2 separate regions of the Homo sapiens genome follow, and region 1 is linked to region 2. Evidence: read pairs that join two places in POLR2A ChIA-PET (ENCODE). Cell type or tissue: PC-9. All regions are shown on one strand. Each heading gives the region's core, and the rest is flanking DNA. Links, peaks and the distances in the headings are about the cores only. Region 1 overlaps DNAAF9 (dynein axonemal assembly factor 9). Region 2 overlaps ATRN (attractin).

The links. ChIA-PET counts read pairs that join two places held together with the same protein. Peaks named below come from ENCODE experiments on the same cell type or tissue, not always from the same donor. Only the 100,000 strongest peaks of a DNase experiment are listed, where the experiment ranks them.
Region 1: POLR2A ChIA-PET joins it to region 2 with 5 read pairs; 3 of 35 experiments call an interaction of 5 or more read pairs at or near these places.

What each region holds. Positions count from the first base shown.
Region 1 is chr20:3,309,919-3,315,290 of GRCh38, forward strand. DNAAF9 (dynein axonemal assembly factor 9) reads right to left here. Exons shown (of 37, transcript NM_001009984.3): 20 at 5,115-5,202. Among named protein-coding and RNA genes, the nearest start is that of SLC4A11, 73 kb to the left of the region's middle. In PC-9, for the core only: no CTCF peak of the experiment used is centred there; a DNase peak (open chromatin) is centred at 3,263; H3K27ac peaks cover 2,132 bases.
Region 2 is chr20:3,650,247-3,655,618 of GRCh38, forward strand. It overlaps ATRN (attractin), which reads left to right. Exons shown (of 29, transcript NM_139321.3): 29 at 1-872. Among named protein-coding and RNA genes, the nearest start is that of GFRA4, 10 kb to the right of the region's middle. In PC-9, for the core only: no CTCF peak of the experiment used is centred there; no DNase peak of the experiment used is centred there.

The sequences.
Region 1 (5,372 bases), core at 188-5,187, 340 kb before region 2:
GCGCAGTGGCTCACGTGTAATCCCAGAACTTTGGGAGGCTGTGGCAGGCAGATCACCTGAAGTCGGGAGATTGAGACCAGCCTGACCGACATAGAGAAACCCTACCTCTACTAAAAACACAAAATTAGCCGGGCATGGTGGTGCATGTCTGTAATCCCAGCTACTCGGGAGGCTGAGGCAGGGGAATCGCTTAAACCTGGGAGGCAGAGGTTGCAGTGAGCCAAGATCGTGCCATTGCACTCTAGCCCAGGCAACAAGAGTGAAACTCCATCAAGAAAGAAAAGAAAGATGAACAAACGAACTAATGATCGAGAGAAAGAGAGAGAAACAGAGAGAGAGAGAGAGAAAGAAAGAGAAAGAAAGGAAAGAAAGAAAAGAAAAAAGAAAAGGAAAGAAAGAAAGGAAAGAGAAAGAAAAAGAAAGAAAGAAAGAAAGAAAGAAAGAAAGAAAGAAAGAAAGAAAGAAAGAAAGAATTCCTAAAATAGGCCAGGCGCAGTGGGTCACGCCTGTAATCCCAGCACTTTGAGAGGCCGAGGTGGGCAGATGACCTGAGGTCAGGAGTTCAAGACCAGCTTGGCCAACATGGCGAAACCCCGTCTCTATTAAAAATACAAAAATTAGCTGGGCCTGATGGTGCACGCCTGTAGTCCCAGCTACTCGGGAGGCTGAGGCATGAGAATTGCTTGAACCTGGGAGGTAGAGGCTGCAGTGAGCTGAGATTGCGCCACTGCACTCCAGCCTGGACAACAGAGTGAGACTTAGTCTCAAGAAAAAAAAAAAAATTCCTAAAATAAACAAGAAAAAGGCAATCTAAAAGAAACATGAGCAAAAAACAAGAACAAGCATTTAACAGAAGGGAAGTATAATAGCTTGGCCAATAAATAAAGACGGTTCACTAATAATAAGAGAAATGTAAATTAAAATCCTAATAATAACAGCACTGCACACTCACCACAGTGGCAAAACTGGCAAAACAGCAAGTGTTGGCCAGAATATGGAAAAACTCAAATACCTGTATGCTGCTGCTGGAAGTATAATTTGGGACAATCAATTTGTAAAACAGTCTGGCCTCATCAAAAAAAGCCATATGTGGGCTCATACTAAAATTCCAAATTTTTACTCTTCATTCCAACCCTACAGAAACATTTGCCCATGTGGACCAAGAGACATGCACAAGAATGCTCATAACAGTACAGTCTGCAATACCAAAAAAAGCCTATATTTACTTATTTATTTTTTAGAGTTAGGGTCTTGCTCTGTCAACCAGGCTGGAGTACAGTGGTGAGATCATAGCTTACTGCAGCCTTGAACTCCTGGGCTCAAGCCACCCTCCAGTCTCAGCCTTCCAAGTAGATGGGACTACAGGAATATGCCACCATGCCTGGCTAATTTTTTTTTTTTGGGTAGAGATGGGGTCTCACTGGTCTTGAACTGTGGGCTCAAGCAATCCTCCTGCCTCAGCCTCCCAAAGTGCTGGGATTACAGATGCTGGCTAATTTAAAAAATTCTTTTGTAGAAACAAGAGTCTCACTCTGTTGCCCAGGCTGGTCTTGAACTCCTAGCTTCAAGTGATCCTCCCACTTCAGCCTCCTGAGAAGCTGGGATTACAGGCACAAGCCACTGCACCTAGCACAAAAACTATAACTCACATGTCCACAAAGAGTCAAAATGATACTGCATGTTCATACAAAGGAATACTATAGGGCCATGAAAATGAGTAAGCTATATGGCTTACATACAACAAACTGGATGAATCCTAGGAATACTGAGCAAAAAAAGCAGGTCTACATTATGATTCTATTTGTATTAAGTTCAAAATAAGATATTGTCTAGGTATATAGGCATGTGTGGTAAAACTCTAAAGCAGGTTCCTGAGGATTAGGTACTGGGCAGCCTGCCTGGCCACAGACAGCAGGGCGGGGAAGAGAAGGGCACATGAAGGACACGAATGAATGGGAAGTTGAAAAGCAAGACATCTTGTGATAGCAGACACCACTAACTGGTGAAGAGAAACAGTTCTAGAGCTGAAAAAAACTTCAAGGTAAAGGAAGCACTATTCTCTTTTTTCTTTTTTTTCTTTTTTTTTTTGAGACAGAGATCATTCTTGTTGCCCAGGCTGGAGTGCAATGGCACAATCTTGGCCCACCACAACCTCTGCCTCCCAGGTTCAAGCGATTCTCCTGCCTCAGCCTCCCGAGTAGCTGGGATTACAGGCATGCGTCACCACGCCTGGCTAATTTTGTAGTGTTAGTAGAGACGGGGTTTCTCCATGTTGGTCAGGCTGGTCTCGAACTCCCGACTTCAGGTGATTCGCCCGCCTTGGCCTCCCAAAGTTCTGGGATTACAGGCATGAGCCACCACACCCTGCCAGGAAGTACTATTCTTTTCATCTGTAAGTAATTGCTGGGTGAAAAATCAGAAGACCTGTACTATCCTCCAGACCTGGACTACCCTCTAGATGCTGCCATTAACTTGTACTACATCTCAGTCAGGGTGAGGGGGCTTTAAAAAAAAAAAAGTATGGAAAAAATAACAACTTGCACAACATCAGGCGAGTTTTCACCTTCTATGGGACTCAGGATATGAAGATCAATAAAGATAATGCATCCTGAGGAGCTGAAGATAAGTACCTTCAGGGGATGGGAACAGATAAATTTCAAACTCATCACAGTCCCAAGTAAAGGCAGATTTATAAAGACAAAGACACTAAAGACACTTGAACTTCAGGACCCCTTACCTGCCCAAGTCCCCTTCTAAGGCTCTAAGAAGAGCCCTAATCATTTTGTAGTATTTTCCTCAAGAGAGTCCACAAATGGTACAAACTTCAAGCCCCACAAAACCTACATCAGCTCCTGATCTGAATCCCAAAGTGGTAAAATGCTTATCCACAGGAAGGGGAGACTCCTGTTTAAATTCTCTGCTTCTATTCAATTTCCCTGCCTCAGAAAACCATCTCCTAATTCAAACTAGATTCCCCTCAGCAACAAAGAAAGTTTAAAATTTAAGTTATCAAAAGACTATGACTAATAAGCCTCCAGAAATCCCTGGCTGTGCCCTTTATCTTGCACAGAGACCTTAGGATACACTGAATCTTGCTGGATAACTCAATACAATGCAAGACTATTTTTCTAACAAGGCCCTCTGCTAAGAAGGTGCAAACTAATTTTGGCAAATATCCCGGCTAAATATTATAATTGGCTCAAGGATGACACAGCACAAACCACCTCTGTGTTGTGCCTACAATCTGCTTTCAAAACACTATGCAATCTTGCCTCAAGGCTGGTAGTATTACCACATACTCCCTGCCTTCAGCAAATGTTCTTAACTCCTGGGTTCTCTGCACCAGGATCTGGAGAGGCAGAAGTGCAGGGACAGATGTGTTAACAAATGCCATTACCACTCCAGCAGTATGTGGATAGAAAACCAGAACTCCTTGTGCTTTGTCTTCTGTGTGAATGAAGGGGCAGAAGCTGAACCAGTGATCTGAGAACAGGGAGAGGAATTTGCCACCGGATAGAATATTTTCAACAAGAAGAACAAATCATCCAGAAAGGGGATTTGCTTAGTAGAGGTTGAGGAATTTGTAGAGTAAGTCAGAACTCCTCCCTCACATAAAGGCTATATTCAACAGGGAAAGAACAGGAGTCATAAGAAAATGTTATTTTGAGGAAGCCAAAGAGGAACTTGCAGTAAATCCCTGTAAAATCCATGCAAGACCAACAAGGTTTTTGAGGATTTCATATGAGCAGAAACACTGCCAGTTTGGATTGAAAGGGACAGATAACATATAAAATTGAAGGAGACTGTTGGACCCTCAAAATTCTACTGGCAAGAGGCAGGCTGTTAAAACTGCTCAGCTACAAACAAAGTACTACCTTTCACTGAAAAAGGAAGGATGACAGCGGTGTAGCTATAAGCTCAGAGGGTGGAGCCATGAGCCCAGAGCAAACCAAGAGCAAACAGGGTAGAACCAAGAGCACCGAGGCAGAGCTGAGAGCCAGAATTATTCCCAGGCCTTGAAACCTTATCAAGGAACTGAAGTCTGCCCAGCTGAATTTCAAAGCTGCCATGGGCTGGTGACTCCTTTTTACCTTCTGTTTTTCCTCTTTGTGAACCTGAAGTCTATGCCAGTCCCACCTTGCATGTTGGGAGGGCTGCAGGCAGATGACTTGTCTCTTTAGTTTCGTAGGTCCACAGACATGGAGAGAACTATGTTCAGGAGCTGTAGACAGATTACACTCCCAAGCCTCATTTACATGGGACTTAGATGAGCTTGATCATGAGATTTTAGATATTTAAGCCCATGAGATTTAGGACTTTGAACTGTAGCCATAATGGGATGAGACCCTTGGGAGGAGGTAACAAGGGACATGAATTATGGGGGGCAGAGGGTGGGCTGGGATAGGCAAAAACTTGACATGCTGATAGCCGAAGAGGAATTAGAGAGACTCAAAGTGTGTGAGAGATTCAATACAAGAAGGTTCTTTATAGCTGAGATGGAGGGGGTCACAAGAGCAAGGACTTCTGGGAGGAGGAGCTGAGAGGATCCCTGTCTGACAGCCACCAACAAAATGGGGACCTCATTCCTACAAGCGAAAGGAAACAACATCCTTGCTGAGATTGGGAGAAGATTCTTCCCCAGAGGCTCTAGATAAGAGCCTAGCCTGGCTGATGCCTTGATTTTGACCTCAAGAGATCTGGGTCCAGCCAAGCCTGCCTGAACTTCTGACCTGGAGAACTGTGAGATAATAAGAGGGTGTTGTTTTAAGCTACTAAATTTGTGGTCATTTGTTACACAGCAAGAGAAATGAATCCAGCTTCTGTTTAGGTCCACAAATTCTATTTCTGGAAATGCTGCTGCCCTAGCCCATTGAGAGAGCTAACTAACCTCAGGCAGCAACAAAAGGACCAGGTACAGTTCTGTGATCAGCCCTTCCTAGCATAAATTTCCTCATCTACAAAGTGGGTGGGTCGAGAGAAAAGCTGTAGGAAAACATTTCTGTACCACAATTGTGTTCAAATAGAAGATGTATTATTAATTACAACACCCATGCTGACATCTGCAAATGAGGGACCCAGACATGGCCAAAAACATTAAAGTCATAGCTCCTTACCTTCCTCAGGCCAGGACTGTAGATTGCTGGAATAAAGATATGCTCCTTCTCCTCCTGTTAGATAAGTGCCCAGGAAAGACTCATCCCCCTTTAAAAACAACAACAAAAACAAAAATCCAAAAAAGAATAGGTGATTTATAGCATAAATATTCACAGAATCAAAAGTCCTGCCCAATTATGTCCGTCTACAAAAGCTGAGTCAGGCTCAGATATGCCCAATGTATTCCATGGCCTTTGGCATTGTCTGGCTCTTTGGCA
Region 2 (5,372 bases), core at 276-5,275:
TGGGAGATGGTGGTGTTTTCATGAACATCTTTGATCCTTCCATTTCATTTATTCATCCATCCATTCAACAAGTATTTGCTAAACACTAACTTAAGCTAATGCTAGGGTAGTGACTGAGATGTAAAAATAGATTTTAGAATTAAAACAAAATCCAAGTCCTCACACCCCTGTCATCCCAGGAGATCTTTCCTTGTGGTGGTTTCTGTGAGAATTGGCCATCCTGAGGACACAGCCAGGACGGCAGAGGCCTCCTGGCCTCAGGGCATGCCCTGCCTACCTTCTGAAATGTTTACCCCATTGACCAAACTTGGCTCCAGCCATTGCGGTGGTTTCTAGATAGCCAGGCCCACCAAGAGATATTGCCCCTTGATGAGAGTCAAACACCCTGCCTACAAGGAGATGTTTTGAAATGGAGAGGAAAATTGGCACCTCATCTTTTAAAGGCAGTAATGGAATTGATTTTCAGTAACTGAATTTGTGCACAAAACATTCTAAACACTAGTGAAGCCTGTTTCGTTGAACTAATTCTGGCTCTGGAAATGTTTTTGTTTTATAGTTATTTACGATTTCGTTTGTTTGGATTCAAGCTTAGTTTGTTAATATGTATAATTTAGCATCTATTACACTCATGTAAATATGGAGTAAGTATTGTAAACTATTTCATCGCGGGGATTGTGGGTGTTATACATACATTTAGGACTGCAATTTTTTGGTATTTTTTGTATTGTAAAATAACAGCTAATTTAAGCAGGAACAAGAGAACTAAGGGAGGTCTGTGCATTTTAAACACAAATGTGAAGAACTTGTATATAAACAAAAGTAAATACTATAATACAAACTTCCTTCTGAAATAAAAGTAGATCTGGTAAAAATGTGGCTTTTGTTCTGAGTGTTTCATTTTGATTTTGCATTGTTTTGCCTATATTTACATTTTGGTCATTAGAACCTTAAGGGAAAAAAAAAAGCGTTTACCAGTTTTCAGACTGCGTCAGAGGGAGCACTTGACAGTTAACGGAGGTGAGGGTGAAAACCCCTGGCAGGTACCTCAGACAGCCCTCCAGGCAGCTTGTGAGCCACAGACCTTCCACACAGCCTTTGTGTGCCTACAGGGCAGCTGGGCCCGTGGGGGCAGGGACAGATCTGAGCAGTGAGGTATGGACAGCCGTCTCACTGCTCCACTAACCACACCACTGTCTCCAGTGGTGCTGTTATCCCTCCACTTTGCGCTCTCCTCACAGGCTCCTGAATGTCCTCTAGGTTGTCTCCAAACTGCTAAATCTCAGGTGTGCTGACAGGTCTCAGCCGTGGCCAGTGTTTTCCTCGGCCTTGAAGTTTTGAGGAAGTTACTCCCATTGGCAAGGCCTTGTTTGGGGGCCTCCTGTGTGTCCTGCCCCCTTTTATTTGGCTCCTGCCCTCAGAATGGGTCAGAGTCATGTATTTCAGTGCAGAGTGCAGATTCCCAGTGCTAGCAGTTCCTTCCAGAAGGATGAGGTCATTGAAAGAAGGAGGAAACACAAGACGGTCACTCCTGTAGGGGAAGATGGCAGGGTACTAGGGCCAGGGCCTGAGGTGAGGGCAGGAGCCTGGAGGAGGCCTGCCTACCAGAGCTCAGGTCTGGCTTAGGGAGGGAAATGGCTGGACTAGTGGCTGCAAACAAGTTGAGAAGGACCTTGAAACTCTTCCAGGGAGGGTTATGAGAGCCACCAACAGTAACAGGATAGAAACCCTGTGATTTGGTGGTACTGTGGCAGAGACAATGCTGTGTTTACCAAACCTACTGGGCCCACAGCTCATCATTTCCCAGCCTCCCTGCAGTTAGGTTGGGACCAAGCTAAGCCATGGCCAAGGAAAGGTTGGAAGAAGTGATGGGCACCAATTCCAAACGTGGCACACAAATGCTCCCACAGGGGACTCTCCTACGGATCACATGTTAAAGACTGGAGGGACTGTGGGTCCCTGAGTCACCCCTTAGAGGCCGGCCGCCTGATCAGTAAGAGCTGTGCTGGCCTTTGCATCACTGGAAAGCAAACTCACTCTGCTGATCCACTGAGATTTGGGGCTTTGTTACACTAGTTAGCTTTTCTTATTCTCACTAATATACAAATCAGCACTTTGAAGTGCAGTGCACATGTAACCAAACCCTTAAGTACATGGCACTGGCTCAGCGTGTGGCCAGGTGGCGAGCAGTGATAAGACAGGTGCAGCTGGCAGGACAACTGAGGTCCCTGCCAGGCGGAGCAAAACATCTGGTAAGGCCGTTTCACTCGATAACTCGGAAAACAAACTCCATGTCTGCTGACTTTTTGACTTGAGGGGAATAAACAACAACAACAACAACAAATATGTGTTGATTGTTACTGGCTGCTTTTGGCGAGGCATCACGAGAAAAAGTTTACTTCAAGAAAGAATTAGCCAGTTTACAAGCAGAAGGGAAAAAGATGGAAAGATGTTAACCAGGGCCTTGCAATTCTGGAAAAGCCAACTGCTTCTAGTCTCCAACCAGTAAGAGGTGCAGGTGAGCAACAAAGGCCCCATGAGACTTAGTTGAACACAGTGACTGGGCCTCATGGTGACCATCCAATGAAGGGTGTGGTCTTCCCACTGGAGCATGGAAACTGCAAAGCCACCAGCTTGAGGGAGGGGCACGTGGTTAAGGAAGCAAAGAAAAAGCTGACATGAGAACTGTTTCCAGGAACAAACCATGAATGTAGTCACTGACCCTGGACCTGCCTGGAAATAAATAAAGATGTAGTAAATTTAAGAAACCATTAGCAAAGCCTTAAAAAAAAAAAAAAAAAAAAAAAAAAACGGTGGCAATTGAGGAAGTCTTAAATCCACCTTCAGGCAGGAAAATGGTTGTGAAAGCTGTGTCCAGCGAGGGCTTTACAAGCTCAGATGTGGGCCCAAGAGCAGAACTGGGCCTGAGCGAGGACTCCCCCCAGCCCAGGACAGGGCCCAGCAGGATTGCAAAAACACCGCAGAGCAGCAATTGCTGCATCTGCACCCGCTCCTTCCTGGGTAGGAGGGCCTAGGAGGGTGTCCTGCCTGTTCTCATCACTACCTGCTGGGTGGGAGGTGGATTAAGCTGTCTTGTTAATTCAGGATTGTGGACTTCAAAGAGCCACCTGAGGGAGGCTGCATCACCTGGAGGTCTGGGCGGGGTGTGACCTCGTATTGTCCCCCTAGGAGAGGGTGCCTGTGACCCATGTAGGAGAGGAAGCACAAAACTGGTTTTGGTGATCAGAATAGCAAACTGGGCCAGATGCTTACCACACATTTCCTCTTCCTGAGTCCACAGCTTCGACTGCATGGCCTGGGCCCGTGGCATCTACCCAGATGCCTTGGGACCAGCCCTCACCAATGATGTGTCATTTCAAGGCCATTCACAGTAACAGTGTCTCCTCCACTGTCTCCATCAACCTTGAAGGCTTATGGTGAAGATGGTAATACAACAGGATTGAAGGAGACTGGGTCCCTGAATGACTTTGTGGAACAGAGCACTATAGGCCAAAGGTAGTAGAATTAGGTATCTTGTTTTATGCTGCTTAAGTGAATTAATTAATTCTCTAGATTTATTCACCTAGTTATTCAACAAATTTTTATTGAGCACATCAGGGCTAGGGCATTGTGTCAGGATCAGAGATTTTGCAATGAACAAAACAGAAAACTCCATGTCCTCCAGGGGAGTTGATAATAAAATGTCAGATAAGCTCTGTGAAGAAAGGTAAAAGTAGGGTTAGGGGTAGAAAGTGCTGGGGGGATTGCTACTTAACATAGTGTGGCCAGGGGAAGCCATTCTGCTAAGGTGACAGCTGAGCAGAACGATGAGTGGAGGGGGCAGGAAGGAATGTGGAGGTCTGGGAGAAGAGCATTCCAAACAGGGATGGCAGGTGCAGAGGCCCTGAGGGGGCAGCATGCCTGGTAGGCCTGCTGGATATTTCTGAGAATGAAAAAGTCCATTCCCAGTTGTTTGCGTGGAGAACCTAACCCAGTTATAAACACAAAGTACTTGAGAGCTGGTTTAATATACAGCCAGCTTTCCAGCAGTGCAACTACTGTGTACATCAAGGGAAAACTGAACTTCGTTTTCCTTAAAACTTATCATCAGCTGGTCATCATTTTGACAAATTCTGTCAACAACAGCAGTGTCATTCCTGGCATCTGTATGGGTCACGTCTGAACAGACACACGCCCTGCAGCCCTGCAGGTACCAGCTGTATAACAAGAACTCCCTTCCACCCTGTGTCCTGGAAACAAGAAAGCCATAGACCGGAAGATCCCGATGGCTATCTCAAATGTGCTGGATGGAGTTGCCAGGGCCCACTGGCATGCCCTGTAAGCCTTTCCTTCCACGTTTGGTTCCTGCCCCTTGAAGACTCCATTTCTGAGTTTGTGTGTGTTTTACTTTCTAGTGTGTGTCCTCATCTTAATTTTTCTCTCTCTCTTCTGCCTTGAACTGAAGGTTCGCTTGGGTGTGGAGAGACAGGCCCCCAGCAGAGCAGCTTCCCGAGACATCCTCCGATCCAGGGCTTCCCAGCAGCCCGGCAAGGCAGGGCTGTGCCTTTCTGCTTCAGCTCACAAGCATGCCAGGCTCACTGGCAAGCTGCTGTCTGGTTGAGAGACTGCTCCTAAAGCCCTGCACAGCCCCTGTCCTCCTGGCCCTCTGGAAATTCCACCAACCCGTGTCCACATTTCATGCAAAAATGAGCTGGTTCTGTGAGCATGGCCCGGCCTGACTCGCTTAGTGGGCGGTAAGTGGTTTCCACTTCAACCTTGCACCTAATCACCGGGCTCCACACCAGGATGGACATTCATGAGCCGTGAAGTTTCCAGTAATAAATCCACAGATGCTTCCAGCACCTGCCTTTTCGCATCACCTCCACTCCCAGCCACCTGCCAGGCAACAGGTAACAGAGACCCAGTCACAGGAGGGCAGTGTGGGGGCAGGACTGCAGTCTCCCAAAGCCCATGCACAAAACCGACAGCGCCCTGGCAGGACAAGGAGGCTGACATTCAGATGTGGAGGAACAACGCATGACCCATTCCTGGTCATGGGGGCCACAGCTGGACTCAGCCTTGAGGCTTGGCCAGACTTAACACCGTGTATAAACCAGGACCTTTTTAGGTAGAGTAATGGAAACCAAACTCTAATGATCTTAGACAGTGCTATTAGTCTCCTGGAGCTGCCAGAACAAATTACCGCAACTTCAGTGTCTTGAAACAAGAGAAACTGATTCTCACAGTTCTGGAGACCAGAAGTCTGAAATGCAGGTGTTGCCAGGGCTGTAGTCTCTGGAGACTCTAGGGGAATCTGTGCCTACCTCCTCCAGCTTCCAGTGGCTCCTGACATTCCTTGGCTTGTGGCTGCATCA